Linked DNA regions of Homo sapiens: region 1 is linked to region 2. A link is an interaction called in ENCODE POLR2A ChIA-PET data of the cell type or tissue named here. Cell type or tissue: PC-9. All regions are shown on one strand. Each heading gives the region's core, and the rest is flanking DNA. Links, peaks and the distances in the headings are about the cores only. Region 1 holds the start of C11orf97 (chromosome 11 open reading frame 97). Region 2 holds the start of PIWIL4 (piwi like RNA-mediated gene silencing 4).

Evidence for each region. Peaks named below come from ENCODE experiments on the same cell type or tissue, not always from the same donor. Only the 100,000 strongest peaks of a DNase experiment are listed, where the experiment ranks them.
Region 1: POLR2A ChIA-PET joins it to region 2 with 12 read pairs; 5 of 35 experiments call an interaction of 5 or more read pairs at or near these places.

Annotation. Positions count from the first base shown.
Region 1 is chr11:94,507,921-94,516,262 of GRCh38, forward strand. C11orf97 (chromosome 11 open reading frame 97) reads left to right here and starts at 4,541. Exons shown (of 4, transcript NM_001190462.2): 1 at 4,541-4,753. The coding sequence starts at 4,609. It also overlaps a transcript of MRE11 not described here. RefSeq lists an enhancer at 4,199-4,717 and a silencer at 4,570-4,789. In PC-9, for the core only: no CTCF peak of the experiment used is centred there; a DNase peak (open chromatin) is centred at 4,561; H3K4me3 peaks cover 1,484 bases.
Region 2 is chr11:94,559,601-94,567,895 of GRCh38, forward strand. It overlaps PIWIL4 (piwi like RNA-mediated gene silencing 4), which reads left to right and starts at 7,768. Exons shown (of 20, transcript NM_152431.3): 1 at 7,768-8,005. The coding sequence starts at 7,919. All of the region lies in intron 4 of PIWIL4-AS1 (PIWIL4 antisense RNA 1), which reads right to left. RefSeq lists enhancers at 7,305-7,806, 7,807-8,295. In PC-9, for the core only: no CTCF peak of the experiment used is centred there; DNase peaks (open chromatin) are centred at 3,801 and 4,091.

The DNA.
Region 1 (8,342 bases), core at 29-8,028, 52 kb before region 2:
TTTCACACTCTTACTGGTGATTTTAATGAAGAGAATATCTTAATTTTATTTATTTATTTACTTTATAGAGACAGGGTCTTGTGCTGTTGCCCAGGCTGGAGTGCACTGGTGTGATCGTAGCTCAGTGCAGCCTCAAATTCTGCGGCTCAAGCAATTCTCCTGCCTCAGCCTCCCAAGTAGCTAGGACTACTAATTCATGTATTTGTTTTTGTAGAGAATCTTGCTATATTGCCCCAGGCTGTTCTCAGACTCCTGGGCTCAAGCCATCCTCCCGCCTCAGCCTCCTAAAGTGCTGGTATTACAGGCATGAGCTACAGCATCTGGCCTGAGAATATCTTAATTTTAACGACCTCTACTATATCTATTGCCTTCTTTTGATTAGTGCTTTTGGTTTCCTGTTTAAAAAGTAGTTGTCTACTCCAAAGGGTAGACATGAGGAAGACATCATGAAGGTTTTTTTCATTGTTATACTCTAGAAGCTTTTGTGTTTTACCTTTAGTGCTATTTTGAGTTGATATTTGCATTTGACATGCGGTAGGAGTCAAAGTTCATTTTCCTATATTAATATCCAATTTATCAATGCCACTTATTAAAAGGAACAGCCCCTCACACAAACACACACACACTACATTGCAGTGACACTTTTATCATTTATCTGGTGATCATATTTAGTTGGGTCTGTTTCTAGATTCTATTTTATTTCATTGAGCTATCTTTGCCCCAATACCACAGTTTTAATATTTTGGCTTTATCATAAGTCTTATTATGTGGTAGTGTAGATATTCCAACTTCTTTCTTATTTTTCAAAGTTGTTTTGACCAGTCTTGGCCCACTACATTTACCTTTTTTTTTTTTTTTCGAGACAGAGTCTTGCTCTTTCACCCAGGCTGGAGTGCAGTGGCACGATCTCGGCTCACTGCAACCTCTGCCTCCTGGATTCAAGCCATTCTCCTGCCTCAGCCTCCCCAGTAGCTGGGATTACAGGCACGCACCACCACACCCAGTTAATTTTTGTATTTTTAGTAGAGACGGGGTTTCACCATGTTGGCCAGGTTGGTCTCAAACTCTTGACCTCGTGATCCGCCCTCCTCAGCCTGCCAAAGTGCTACATTTACTTTCTAATTTTAGAATCCCCTTGCCAACATCTATTTTAAACAACCCTGCTGAGATTCATATTGAGATTACATGAAATTTCTAGATCTAGTTGAGGAAAATTAACATCATTGTAATATTCAGTGTTATAATTCTTGAATATACTGTAATACATTTCTGCATTTATTTAGGTATTACTTTTTCTTGATAACGTTTTAGAGTATTCAGTTGGAGTTCTCTCTTTTTAAAGATTTATCCTTAATGTATTTTTTTGGCTCTCAATGCTGTTATAAATGTTATTGTCTTTTACATTCCATTTTTAATTTTTTTTACTATATAAAAGTAACATTTATTTTTCTCTATTGACCATGTGTCCACTGCCCTTGATAAATTTATTAATTCCAATAGCTTACCTGTACATTCATTTGAATTTTCTTTTTTTTCTTTTTGAGATGGAGTCTTGCTCTGTTGCCAGGCTGGAGTGCAGTGATGCGATCTCAGCTCACTGCAACCTCTACCTCCCGGGTTCAAGTGATTCTCCTGCCTCAGCCTCCGGAGTAGCTGGGACTACAGGCACGTACCACCACGCCCAGCTAATTTTTGTATTTTTAGTAGAGACGGGTTTTCACCATGTTGGCCAGATGGTCTCGATCCCTTGACCTCATGATCCACTCGCCTCAGCCTCCCAAAGTGCTGGATTACAGGCGTGACCCACCTTGCCTGGCCTGAATTTTCTATGTATACAGCCATGTTGACAGCCAATAACAGTTTAATTTCTTCCTTTTTTATTTTTTTAATGTGGTAAGTTATACAGTATTGATTTTAAACAACCTTGCATTCCTGCAATGATCAAAACTTGATCGTGATGTATGTATTATCCATTTTTTAACACGCTACATTTGGGTTATATTTGCTAATATTTTATTTAATATCTGAATTGATCTTCTTGAGAGATATTGACCTATAATTTTCCTTTTTAGTAATGTTCTTTCAGATTTTGGTATAAAGATGAGTTGGGAAGTGTTAACATTTTTTTTTAATTCCTGCAAGAGGTTAGACAGAACTGGTGTTATTTCATTCTTAAATGTTTGGAAGATACCAGTGAGGCTTTTTCTTTGTGGTATGTGTTTTAATTTTAAATTCCATATTTTTAGTAGTTATATTTTTATAACTACTTCTATTAAAGCTATATTTCTTCTTGTGTCTATTTTGGAAAGCTTTTAAGTAATTTCTCTATTTTATCTAAGTTGTCAAATTTACTAGCATCAAATTATTCAAAATATCTTCCTATCTTTTTAATGCCTGTAAGATCTTTAGGTATAGATTTACCATTTCTGATATTGGTGAAACTAATCTTAAAGAAGTTTATTCTGTGAGAACTAACAAATGACAGTTGACAGAATGAACAGCATCTTTAAAAATAGTTTCACTTAAAATTCTGAAATATTTCTTATTTGACTTTTTTCCCACTGCTTCTTGATAAAAACTAAGAACATAATGTTAAAATAGCATCATGAGTCAATCAAATGAAATCTAGGTGTTTTTGCTTTCAAATTATATAAACCCATATTAGGTAAGGATATAGTGAATATAAGTCATTTAGAATAACTTTTTGGAAATTATTTCTGCCATTTGGACTTCTGATAGGTGAGTTGCCATAATTCACCTATCAGAACTCATGGTGAGTTGCCATAACTCACCCATCAAATTATTTCAGCCATATGGACTTCTGATAGCCGAAGGGCTTAGCAAAAGCCAAGGCATGTTGGCAGTAACATAGCTGGGTGAGAATGGCGATGAATTCACTCCAAACATGTTAGGTAAAAGTTATACACACACGTACAAACATGTCAACAACTCTGTTCAAATCAAATCTTAGGCAGAATGTGAGCTCAACTACATAAGGGCAGGGATTTTTGTATGTTTTGTTCATGGCTGCATCCTTAGCACATATAATAGCTCCTGACACAAAGCAGTCATTCAATGAATATGTATTAAATGAATGAGGAGTGCCTGAACTGCCTGGAGAAACACTGTGGGTACTGGAGAGCAGTTTGAAATTCAAACTCATGTTAAGAAAAATCTCTCAGAAAATAGTGCAAAAATACAGAGATATAAAAAAGGAACGCAACCTTTCCACACAACCTTTTAATTGCCTCTCGCTCTCTCTCTATATATATAGATAGATATAGATAGATATCTCTCTACAGAGAGAAAGAAAGAGAGAGCGATCTCCTGCTTTTGCTATGTGAGCTGCCTGTTCCTCCTTTGCCTTCCACCATGATTGTAAGTTTCCGGAGGCTTCACCAGAAGCCAAGCAGATGCCAGCATCATGCTTCCTGTAAAGCCTGAAGAACTGTGAGCCAACTAAACCTTTTTTCTTTATAAATTACCCAGTTTCAGGTATATAGCAATGCAAGACTAGCCTAATACAATTGTCATAGTAATGTAAACAAATATTACTCTAGCCAAAATTTCAATTTATCTATAATGGGAGTATAAAGGAGCAATAAGTATATGTGACACAGGGAGTATGAAAGAGAGAGAAATCTCGTCTTTCATCGTAGGAAATCAACATGATATCTAAAATTGAAAAACATAAAAAGCAGCAATATAAGGATTTGGTATTAAAAGTGTTTGGCTCTGGGGTACAGTGGAGACAGAAGAGGTCTCCTATATTTGGTTGCAAGCCTTGTAGAACGATTTAATACTATAAAACAATGCACATTCAACTTCCATAAAATTAACACCACAACGTAATCCATTTTTAAGGCCTGCAAAACCAAACCAAGACAAAAGCAACCTTATGCTCCAAATAAAACCCTGAATTTTTCTACTTGCTCTTCAAATTAAAATTTGCTGAATTTGATTTCATCTGTAAAGTTAGTTATTAGTTTGTTATTTTGTGAATACAAAAGAGCTTGGAAACTACAATGTGCTTAATATAATAATTCACAACGTGAAAGTTGGGAATCCTCAGTATTTACTTATTCAATCACGTTGCGTGTGTGTAGCAGGGAGCAGGACGCGACAGGCACAAGGCTGCGTGAAACCAGCGACGGTGCCTTGCACTCACCTGCACACCGGTTCCACTTCTAACTTTTCTGTTCTGGGCAGTGATCTGTTCTGTCGGCTTGGGACCAGACTTCTGAGTCCACATTCCAACGGTGCCGCTTCCTAGCTATGAGGCCTTATGCAGTTTCCTTCGCTTTTTCTGAATCTCGGATTCTCTGGGAATAGTAAAGCCTCTCTTGCCGAGCTCGTGTGAGAAATTAACAATAAATTAACGAGAAATTAATGGAAAGTCCTTTGCTTTGGTCAATGATAATAATAACCCCAGCCCCATAACTTCAGCACCTTCTTTGGTGCGCGGAATACCTAGGGCCTCGGAAGGCCGGCTGGGGGCGGGGAGAATCGGCAGTCACTATGGCAACCCGAGACGCCTCGCATGCTGGGCTGCCTGCGACTGAGCTGAGAAGGAAACCGTGCCCAGGGCTCTCGGAAGACCGCTGCGGCATGACAGGCGAGGAGGCGGTGGTGGTGACCGCAGTGGTGGCGCCCAAGGCGGGTCGCGAAGAGGAGCAGCCTCCTCCGCCAGCAGGGCTGGGGTGCGGGGCGCGCGGGGAACCCGGCCGCGGCCCCCTAGAGCACGGCCAGCAGTGTGAGTTCAGCTCCAGCCGCGGACGCTACTGGGAGGAGGGGCGTGGAGAACGAGTGACAGGGCAATTGGGGGAAACCGCAGTGGGACTGGCTGAGAAGGTTTGGGGCAGGGGAGGTGGAGCTGCTGCTTTTGGCAGAACCAGAGATGATGGCACTGTGGCAGAAAGCATAGGTCCATCTTTCCAAGCCCTCCTTCCCGATAGCCTGCCTGAATTCAGGGTCTGGGCATCAGCTCCAATTTAATCATAGTGGCGTTATTCTGAAAGGAATTAACACACACACACACACACACACATTTATATGTATACCATTTTATATACACATTTGTATATGTATATGTGTATGTATGTATGTATGCGTATACACCCTTAGAAACACGCAGCTCATTTTGCCAGTTATTTCATTTTACAGATGAGGAAATTGAGATCTAGACCAGAGGAAAGAGACTTGCCACAGCCAGTCAGTGCAGGCGAAATACTAAAATCACTTTTAACTTCCATCTCTTGGACTCTCAGTCTACAATTACCCAATCCTTTTAGAATCTCATAATTATGGGCTACATTTTAACGCACTGTTCTTTGCTCTCTGCCCTGACAAACACACAATATTCAAATAGGTAAAGACAGTTCTGGCCCACAGCCATAATGGAAGTGGTTGTAATTTGAGTCCTAGCCAGGTTGTTATTCACCCATACTGTTTCATGAATTAACAGATATTTCACAGCCTCTTGCACCCCCAGGTCTTCAGTAGGTGCTAAGGAATGATGGTGAGAAGAATAAGCCAGAGGAACAGAGTAGTTTCCAGCCTTCCTGCAGCACCTTCTTGACTGCATCTCTGGAGAGCAGACTGGGTTTCTCCAAGGTTCCTCTGCACCGGGAGGCCCCAGGAGGGAGGGTTGGGCTGAAGCACCTCCATACTTGTGCTTGGTGGACCACACACTCTCCTCCCCAGAGACCTCATCAAGAAGTTACAGAACTACTGCCTCCTGGTGAAAGGGGCCTCTTCCCTGGGCATCAGCTCCAGTATGACTATGAAATGTCATTCCTTTTGTTATTATTATCAGCAGCATGCAGAGGCCTTGCTTAGAGCACATAAATTCAGTATACTTGGGTAATGGAGATTCTTTACTCCTACTTAAAATTATTATGATTATTATTATTTTTAGACAACTCTGTTGCCAGGCTGGAGTGCAGTGGCATGATCTGGGCTCACTGCAACTCAGCCTCCTGGGTTCAAGCAATTCTCATGCATCAGCCTCCTGAGTAGCTGAGATTACAGGCACACACCACCATGCCCGGCTAATGTTTTCGCATTTTTAGTAGAGACAGGGTATCGCCATGTTGGTCAGGCTGGTCTTCAACTCCTGGCCTCGAGTGATCCGCTCGCCTCAGCCTCCCAAAGTGCTGGGATTACAGGCATGAGCCACCACGCCCAGCCTCCTACTTCAAATTCTATCAGGAAATTTCCCCATTAAAGATGCTAGTTTCTAAGTTTCTTTAGTCCTGTGGCTCTAGGAGTAAAAGGTGGGATTAACATTCACTCATCAATTTAACATATTGAGTCTTTATTACATGCTAGGCATTCCACAAGTTTCAGGGAAAGAACTAATGACTTAAGGCAGGTGTCCAAACTTTCACAAGCTCACAAAGTTGGGGTGGGAAAATGAAAGAGTTCCTGCCTCAGCCTCCCTCAGAACCTCCTTTTAGGGACTCAGCCTAAGTAGAGACAGGCTGTTCGCACAAGCACAAAGTACTCAGTCAATTTTTCAAATGTCTGTAATTATTGGAAAAGTCTTCAGTCTCTTTACAGCTTCTATTCCCTATATTCCCTAATCACAGTCCTGCTCTCAAACACGAAGTGTGGTTGTTTGCTTGTAAACATCCTTGAATTATATAAAGGCAGCTCCTTGAGCACCAACCAAATCTTTCATAGACTTAATGTCACCTTTATTTTTTATTTATTTTTGCCTTTTTTTTTTTTTTTTTTTTTTTAGACAGAGTCTTACTCTGTTGCCCAGGCTGGAGTACAGTGGCGCGATCTCGGCTCACCGCAACTTCCCCTTCCTGGGTTCAAGCAATTCTTTGGCCTCAGCCTTCCAGGTAGCTGGGACCACAGGCATGCACCATCACGCCTGGCTAATTTTTGTATTTTTAGTAGAGATGGGGTTTCACCATGTTGGCCAGGCTGGTCTTGGACTCCTGACCTCAAGTAATCTGCCCACCTCAGCCTCCCAAAATGTTGGGATTACAGGCATGAGCCACCGCGCCTGGCCAATGTCACCTTTAGGATCACTTGTAGTGCTCTAACCTGGCTGGCTGGCCACTTCTTCCAACAATCTCCAGTGTATCATATCACTGAAACCTGTATTCTAGGTATGAACTGATTAGTAGAGTGTGGTGGATCTATAACTGTGCGTTGTAATAAACTATGAATAATTTGTAATAACCGTAGGAGCTTGGGAGACTCAGGTAGGTGTGGCTTCTCATTTTCATTATTTTAGTTTTATGACTCAAGGAAGCTACTTTCTCAACTATAAAACAGGAATAATTATACTTGCCCATAGGTCATTGTGAGAAAGAGAAATAATAATATATATAAGATGCAATTGTTATTAGCTCTCAGGAAAAAAAACAAAAAACAACAAAAAAAAATCCAAAAAACGTGGAATAATAATTGTTTCAAAAGAAATTCTGGAATAATACTGTTCTTAGTCATACTTCTCAGTGATCACAGCTTCTCATCCTCTATACACACAAGACATCTATCGACCAATCCACTTAAAATGCTGGTAAAGGTCAACATCAAACTGCTATGGTAGAGTTTGTAGAATTTTCTTTCTCTCTCTCTTTCCCTTCCTTCCTTCTTTCTTTTTTAAATTTGCTTTCCCTTCCTTTCCTTTTCCTTCCTTTCCTTTCCCTTTCTCCTTTTTTTTCCTTTTCCTTTCCTCTTTCCTTTCTCCTTTCCTTTCTTTTGTCCTTTCTCCTTTCCTTCCCTTTTTCCTTTCCTCTCCTCTCCTTTCCTTCCTGGCCAAGTTTGTGAAACCTTTTTCTGCCTGAAAGTTCTGCCCCCTCTCCCCTCCTTTCCTTTCTTCTCCTGAGCAGGAGATATTTACCCGTACTAGCTCCTTAGTACTCTCCCAATTACCACAATTCTTCAAATCACCTTTAATGATTTCTTCTGTGCATTTTCCTAGCACCAGGGCTGAAATTTGTCAGGAGATCTGAACTGAGAGCAGGTGGTCTTTTCCTTTCTGTTGTTCTGTTATAGGCTTAGTTTTCTTCCTAGCCAAGTTTGTGAACCCTTTTTCTGCCTGAAGATCATGATTTAACAGATTAAACCAAAGTTAGGCTTCAGTAATGCTGATCCCATATTTTATTCATATGACTTCCAACTTTGGGGAAACAAGAATGAGACCCTGAAAGTATGTAATTCTAACTTTTTCATGTCTGAGGGTGTGTCTGGGTCTTCATGACCAGGAATGACCTGGGATCACTGCCGGAAGCAGCAGGTCTCTTGCCCCATTTTTGCCAGTCTGCATCCCCGTCAAATTGACTCACTTGTGTTGTTTATTGATTAGTCTGGAAAAGATG
Region 2 (8,295 bases), core at 296-8,295:
TAAGCCAAAACAGGGTCTGAACCAATTAGGATGTTACCAAATTTGAATCGTATTACCTCAAGAAATCTCAGCTTTCATACTCCATGTGGGAAGACTTGACTAGCCATGAAGTCTGACAATAGTGTGGATTGGGGTCATTGTTATTTGAGGCATGAGTTCAGTAAGGGAATTACTGGGGCTGAGTTCAGTGGTTAACAGAAGGCTTACTGTTCCCAATTTTTCAGACTGAGGTCAACAACTCTGAACTTTGTAGATCTTAGGCCTGTTTGTTACTCTTGGTAATGCTCCTTTATTTACAGAGTTGCTAATGAAAGATATCCCTCCATTCCAATCACCCAGCACTGAGAAAATCAAAAGTTTTAACTGAGTCCTTACTATAGTCATAAATTGGGAGACCCTTCTTAGGGTAACAAAATAAGCAGCCAATGTTGAGGGAATCTAACTTCCTTGTTTATCCTGGTAGGCCCCAAGCTGGAGCTGGAAAGACACCAAATACAACTCCGTACAATAAGGGCGGAAGTACTGACTTGGGGAAAACAGGGAAGAGCTTTGCTAATTGAGAAAATATTTCCTTTCCCAGTATGAATGGAGGCGGTCCTGCTCCCTACCCTCCTCTATATGTTACCTGTCCTTGGGAGAGATGCATGCACTGCTCTAACACATTCCATAATTAAACAGAGTAAGTGGACATGCCTGCAGCTCACACAGAAGGGACTACTGCAAAGGACCCAGGTCTACCCTGGCCATTGACATTAGAGGGCCAGGGATCCTCCCTCACCCCACCTTCTGCACGCTTCTGTAGGGCCTGGGAGCCAGTGGCCATCCCTGACCTGATTGCTGCATTCACTGAGTGTGCTTCTACATCTAATCACTCAGTTTGCAGAATGCATATGGGGGTGAGAGCAAGACCAGTGTTATCTGTTGGGCACCATAAGCACAGTGCATAGGGCCCACAGTGCTTTTGGGGGCCCATGAAAATGTTTTAATTTCTTTTAAAATCAAAAGAGAAAAAATTTGGCTGGGCACGCTGGCTCATGCCTGTAATCCCAGCACTTTGGGATGCCGAGGCGGGCGGATCACCTGAGGTCAGGAGTTTGAGACCATTCTGGCAAACATGGTGAAACCTCGTCTCTACTAAAGATACAAAAATTAGCTGGGCATGGTGGCACATGCCTGTAGTCCCAGCTACTTGGGAGGCTGAGGCAGGAGAATCGCTTGAACTCAGGAGGCAGAGGTTGCAGTGAGCCGAGATCGTGCTACTGCACTCCAGCCTGGGCGGCAAGAGTGAGACTCCATCTATTAAAAAAAAAAAAAGAGAGAGAGAGACAGAGAGAGAGAGAATTTTTTCTTGTAATGGAAGAAAGAGCTCACAAAGGAAAGTGCTTACAGCTGAGGAAAGTCAAAATGACATCACTGGGTCATTGGAATGGGGGACTTCCTGTTGGAGGTGGATGGATTTTCTTAGGGAAAGAGAGTGCTTATGTGAGGAAGTGCAAACCTAATGGAGAGGAAACTAGGGGAAGAACTAGGGAATAGAAAAGCTCTCTCTTGTAACCATTTCCTCCTCTTTTATCTTGTACATATAGAAATAATCTTAAATCCTTTCTGGAGCACAATGGGACAAGGAAGCAGATGATGCATTTTGGAAAGATTTCCATTACAATGTTTAAGCAGTTTAACATCTAATGCTTAATGTGAATTTTTCTTTCTCTGAACATATCAATAATATATTTTTCACAATTTGTTTTAAAAAAGAAAGCAAGACTGTTCATGTTACAGATTCAAGAAGAGTAAAAAAGCATGACAACTAAATGCAATGCATTATTCTGACCTAACCATATTCCAGGCCAGAAAAAAAATTGCTTTTTTGAGGACACTTAGCAAAGTTAACTATGGACTATAGTTTAATCAGTAGTATTTACCCATTTTAAATCTCCTGATGTAGATAATTGTACTGTTGTTGTATAAGGGAATGAAAAATATTCTTACACCTAACAAATATAGTAAGTCCTCAACGTTGTCAGTAGATTCTTGGAAACTTCGACTTTAAGCCAAACAACGTATTATGAAACCAATTTTACCATAGGCGGCTAATTGATGTAAACAAGAGTTAAGTTCCTATGGCTTACTTCTGGTGACAAAGATATCACCAAACTTCTAAATACAGACTCAAAACACTTCTAATATTAAACATTGAAATGTAAGCTATACATACATTTAAGAAAGATTAATAAAAACAAGTAAGATAATTATTTACCCACATTTTCCAGTTTAGGGTCATGGGTAGCTGGAGCCTATCCCAGCAGCTCAGGAACCCTTCCTGAACAGGACTCCATTCCATTGCAGGGAACACTCACATCCACACCAACATTCACTTAGACGTGGACCTTGTAGACATGCCAATGAACCTAACACGCACAGCTTTGGGATGTGGGAGGCAATTGGAGTATCCAGATAAAACTCAGGTAGACATGGGAAGAATATGCCCACTCCAGGGGCCGTGGCTGAAAATAGATTTTTTTCTCATCAACATTATAAGGAAATGATGTTGAATGAAGCGACATTATTCAAAGATCTGCTGTGCACACTAAACTATTTAAGAGTCAAAGGTCATGATGTCAACTTCTTTGCAACATGGACCAGAAAAAAAAAAAATATATATATATATATAGATATATATATATGCACACACACACATACAAAGAAAAAATAATAAGGCAAATATAGCAAAATGTTAATTGGTGAATCTTGGTAAAAGGTTTATGGGCATTCTTTGCGTTATCCTTGCAACTTTTCTGTAAATGTGATATATTGCAAAATAAAAAGTTAAAAGAATGAGACAGTTCAAAATTAATCCAGTATTATTAAAAGAAGGCCCAATGAAGGTAACATATTGATGCACTAATTCTACAGATGTTGAACCACCTACACCTGTGCCTGAGGAATTAATTTTGTGTTAGCAGGAACCATGGGTATTGTCAAATAAATTAGCTGATGTGAACAGGCCTACACTTGTACATGATCAGGGTCTACCTAATAAAAAATCATTTAAAAAATTAAGTTACAGCCACAGACAAGACTGAATAACTGAAAAACTAATTTTTACAGCTGACTTGCAGGATGAGTTTAGGCAAATCTTCGGACTGTGGCTTCTCATTGATAAAATTTAGACACTAATGCTTGGACATTTAGATACTAATGCTTGGAACCATTACCATTTACAGTATTTCACAGCAAGCATGGAATCTGTTTTAGAATGAATACTATATTTTCCTACTGAACTATGTTAGCTTAAGTTTCCTCCCAAATAAACCTGAGATAAGGGCTTGAAAGTGGGTGGTTTATTTTAGTGACAGCAAGGAACAGGAGAGAGGGCCTGGGAAGAGTGAAATAAGGGAGGATGAAATTCAACTCAAGAATGCATTATCAAGCTCATGACTTCTGTGGCATCTGGTACTTGACCCCACTACGGACCCTCTGTGAGGCTAAAGAATGCACTGTAGAATTGTCTGCCCAGTGGATGGAAGAGGGAGGATTTATCCACATTCTCCCACCCCTTTTGGCGAAAGGTTGCCCCATGAAGGTGTTAACTTGAGGTTTGCTTCTGTGTCAGTATGGCTGAGTGGGTGTCCTGCTGTAGCAGAGAAGCCCTAGACAGAACTGAGAGATACAGGATTCAGTTGAGGTGCGATGCTATCAGGTTACACTGTGTGCAGTTGATTGCCATAGCAATGGCTGGAGTTGAAAGGTGGACTGAGAAAAATGTGAAGGAAGGGTGGCATGAGACAAGAGGCACCTATGACTAGCAGTATCCTGAGCCAATACATGCACATGGAGTGATCCTGATGCAAGTTCAAAAGTATGACACACTGCAAAAAATGTACTGAATTCATTTTTATAAAATTTGTTCACCACACACGATAATAATAATAATAAATTATGCAATTTTTATTGTGTGGCAAACACCATACAAACATCATTATTATTTCATTTAATCCTCAAAACAATCCTTGGGGTAGACATATCTCAGCGATTCTCAGCCAGGAGTGACTTGCCCTCCAGGATACAGTGAGTCATGTCTAGAGATATTTTTGGCTGTTACAATTAGAGGGAATGCTACTACCATCTAGTGAGTAGAGGCGAGAGATACTGCTAAACATCCTGCAAGGCATAGGACAGCCTTCCACAACAGAGAATTTTCCAGTCCAAAATGTGAATACTGCTAAGGCTGAGAAATCCTAGTGTCACTATCCCCACTTTATAGTCAAATAAACTGAGCCTAAATGAGATTACATAAATTTCCTTGGGTGAGAAAGCTAGTAAACAATGGAGTTGGGATACAAACTCTGGTCTGCCTGACATTAACCTTATGCCATGCATACCTGTAACCTTACCGTACTGCCTCCCTACTGATGGAGAACTTTGCTCCTTAGTTCAGCTAAAACCGAGTTCTTGTCACATGACCAGGAAAAGTTAGGCATGCACACACATTGAAGGGTGAGGAAGCAGAATTTATTGGGCGAGAAGGAAAAAAACTTTCAGCAAAGCGACAGGCCCCCACCTCAGAGATTCATTCCAGGCCACATATAGGAACTGAAGAGCCCAGGCTCCTCCCCACTGCCAGCGGTTGGTTCCAACTTGCTGTGGCTCCAACCCCATTCTCCCAGTGTGCAGGCCAGTCAGAGGTTCTCCGGGAACCCCCCTCTTATCTTCCTCCTGCATCTATCACTCCCACAGGGAAAGTACACGTGCATTTAAAAAACCCTATGTGGAAGGCACAATGTGACTGATTTGTATGTCGGTTATCATAGCAATCATAGAAGAGAGTTGAAAAATGCAGATAATAATTAGAAATCATCAATATTTCTGATTTTATAACACATTAGTATTTGGAAAATCGAAGGGATCTGACTGTTCAAAGGTCTCATGTATTCTTAGCCTTTCTTGTCACTCTGTCATGTTACCACATCAATGCAGGTCACATGAAAAGGAATGTGGTATCAGGAGGTGGTAAATTTGGAAAACATGGGCTGGAGACTATTCTTACATTCAGAAACAAAGCACAGATTTTCAGAAGCAGATTCCTTGTCCACACTGTGTTTTCCATCTGCCCCTCCTTTGTAGCACAGCAGTTTATGATCACTCACAACTTTCAGACTCTTTCATTTTCAAAGAAATCTATTATTATTCATTAGAGTAGCTTCACTGAACCAAGTCCAAGGCTGGCCATCTCTGCCCAAGGCCATCATTGTCTCTTGCACTTGCCAGCAGTCAGGGTTAATATGTTCCAAGAGAACCTGATGAAAGGGTATTCTAATGGAGAATAAATAGAATGGCAGAGCAGGGCATAACACACAGGCTTTGGGCTTTTTCCTATAGTAAGAGCTGCATCAAAAGTAAGGCAGATCACCTTCTTGGAGGGAGGAGAGTAGAAGATGAGTGGATACAGTGTGAGCTTTACAGGCTGACAGACTTGAATTGGGATCCCAGCTATGCCACATAATGTAGGGCCTTGGGCAAGTCACTTAGTTTGCCTAAGCTTTAATTTCCTAATCTATAAAACTGGGGCAATAATGCCTAGCATACTGTAGGTATTCAATAAACATTAGCTATTATATTTATTAAATTTTCAGTCCCCAAGTACAGAAAATTGAATTAATCATATTCTTTGATTCATTTTGTATGATTCTCACGGGTCTGTGCAAGTTCTATATTATATTATACTGTCTTTTGCTTTCTCTTTCTCTGCCCCATTCACATTCCTGTTTTATTCCCTTATATAAGTACATAATCTATTGTGTCTGTTCTTGGATATATATATTTACTTAAAAAATTAGTACATATCCCATATACAGGTGTCCTTAATGTTTTAAAAATTAATGTAATATTTTACCATTGTATAGATCTCAATCTTTTTTTAAGCTTTTCCTTTATTCAATACAATGTGTTTAAGATTTATTCATGTTGCTAAATATATTTTTAGGTCATTATTCCTGAATGTTAGCCTAGTAATCCACTCCATGTGTCTACCACATTTTACCTACCTGTTGCCCTTCTGATGGGCACATAAGCTGCCTGCAACTACCTGCCACTCCAAATAATACTCTGATGAACAGCCTGTACATGTGCCCTTATAACTTCAGCACAAGCTTTTCAACAAATCCAGGGTAGTATTTAATAAAATTCTACACACATTTATAATTAAAATAATCTTTGAAAAGCAGGAATAGAAGAAAGCTTTCTTAAGATGATAAGGTCTATAAAATAGATTTTTATAGCAAATATCAAACAAAATGGAGACATTTCAGTCTTTAAAATCAGAAAGAAAACAAGAATTCCAACTACCATAGTAACCTTCAACATTGTACTGAAAAATCTGAGCAACATAAGACAAGAAAAACAAATAAAAAGAAAAAGAATAAGAATGGATGAGACAAAATTATCATTATTTGTAGATGATATGATTATCTACATACAAATTCAATGAAATCAAAAGACAAGCTCTAAGAACTGAGGAATTCAGCAAGCTTGATAAACAATATCAACTTTACAAAAACCAGTATCATGTGTCTACACTAATAATTACCAAGTATGAAACATGACAAGAAGATATAGTTCACAATAGTAACAAAAACTATGAAATTTTCAAAAGTTAACTCAGTATATGAGACTTTTATGAAAAAAATTAAACTCTATTAAAAGATAAAAAGAAAGACTTGAATAAATGGAGAAATCTAACATTGTAAAGATGTAAGTTCTTCCTAAATTGATTTATATATTGGATACAATGCTACTGAAATTTAAGCAAGATATTTAAAGAAACTTGACGAACTTATTTTAAAATTTATATGGAAGAATAAAGTCTGTGAATAAATAAATCAGTTGGAAAAAATATCAAAAAGCAAAGACTTATACCACCAGATTCTATGAATAACACAAAGAAATAATGATACAAAGTGTTGAAGTCTTGGTGCAGAAATGGAAGGCACAGACTAGATCTATTGATACGTGGGAATCTGTCATTTGCTGGAGGTGGCTTCACAAAGTATTAGAGAAAGTATATGCTATTTAACAGATGATGTCAAGGAAGAATGGCTCACTATATGGAGATAAAGTTGGACTTCTATCTCACTCACATTGCATGTATACTTACATATGTGTGAGTGTAAATACCTGAGGGATTGAAGATACTTGCTGTGAACAGTACACTTACGAAGTTAATGAAAAGAAAATATTATATAATGTCCTTGTCCTTGTAAACTGAGGACAGGTGGAATTTTCTTTTAAAAAGACCCAAAAAGCACGAATTTTAAAATGGCTGAATTTGACAACATCGAAATTTAGGATTTTGGTTAAAGCATTTCATAGTAAAAATTAACAAGTGATAGATAGGAAGTAGATATTTGCATATTTGCAATTTTTTAAAAAAAAGTTTTCTTCCAAATCACAAAGATGAGACACTCAACTTTAAAAATGGGCAACGGATACGACAGGCAATTTGCAGAATGGAAAACTCCAAAACTATCACATGTATGAAGAGGTACTTACCCTCATTGGTGAGCAGAAAATACAAACTGAAAAAAAAATTATTGTTTGATGCCACCCAATACACATAAGATTGGTAAAAATGAAAAAGCTGGATAATGCCAAATTTGGGGGTGGGGGTGGAAGTAATGGGAAGAAAAAGGAAGTCCTGCACAGGCCCACGTGCTCGCGCCAACCCCTACGCCCCAGCGCGCCTTCTCCACCCACGCACGGGCCTCGGACGCATTTCCAGCCCCGGCGTTGGTTGTGGATGCTGGACATCCACCGCCTCCAGGCAGTTTCGCCGTCACACCGTCGCCATCTGTAGCCAAAGCAAAACATATCCTAACTGAGACTTTGCAGCTCTTGTGGCCACTCTGGGCTCACCGGGAACATGAGTGGAAGAGCCCGAGTGAAGGCCAGAGGCATCGCCCGCAGCCCCAGTGCCACAGAAGTGGGGCGCATCCAAGCCTCGCCATTGGTGTGTAGAATGCTTATTGCGCATGGTTTCGTTTTCTCCTACCTCTGTCTCTAGCCTGAACAATGCCTTCCTCTGCATGTATCTCCTCCTCTCTGTTACGAAGTAGTGCGTTATCTTTTCTCTCAAGTTTGAGTCTTTCCAAGGTTTCTTCTAACAGTTTTCTCCTTCTAGGGATCTTGTCTGAGTAAGATATTAACGTAGGTATATTAGCCAGTAAAGAGGACTGAAGATTGGGGACAAATATGTCATTCTCTTCTACTTTCTGAGTTTTAATTTCATGATTTCGTTTT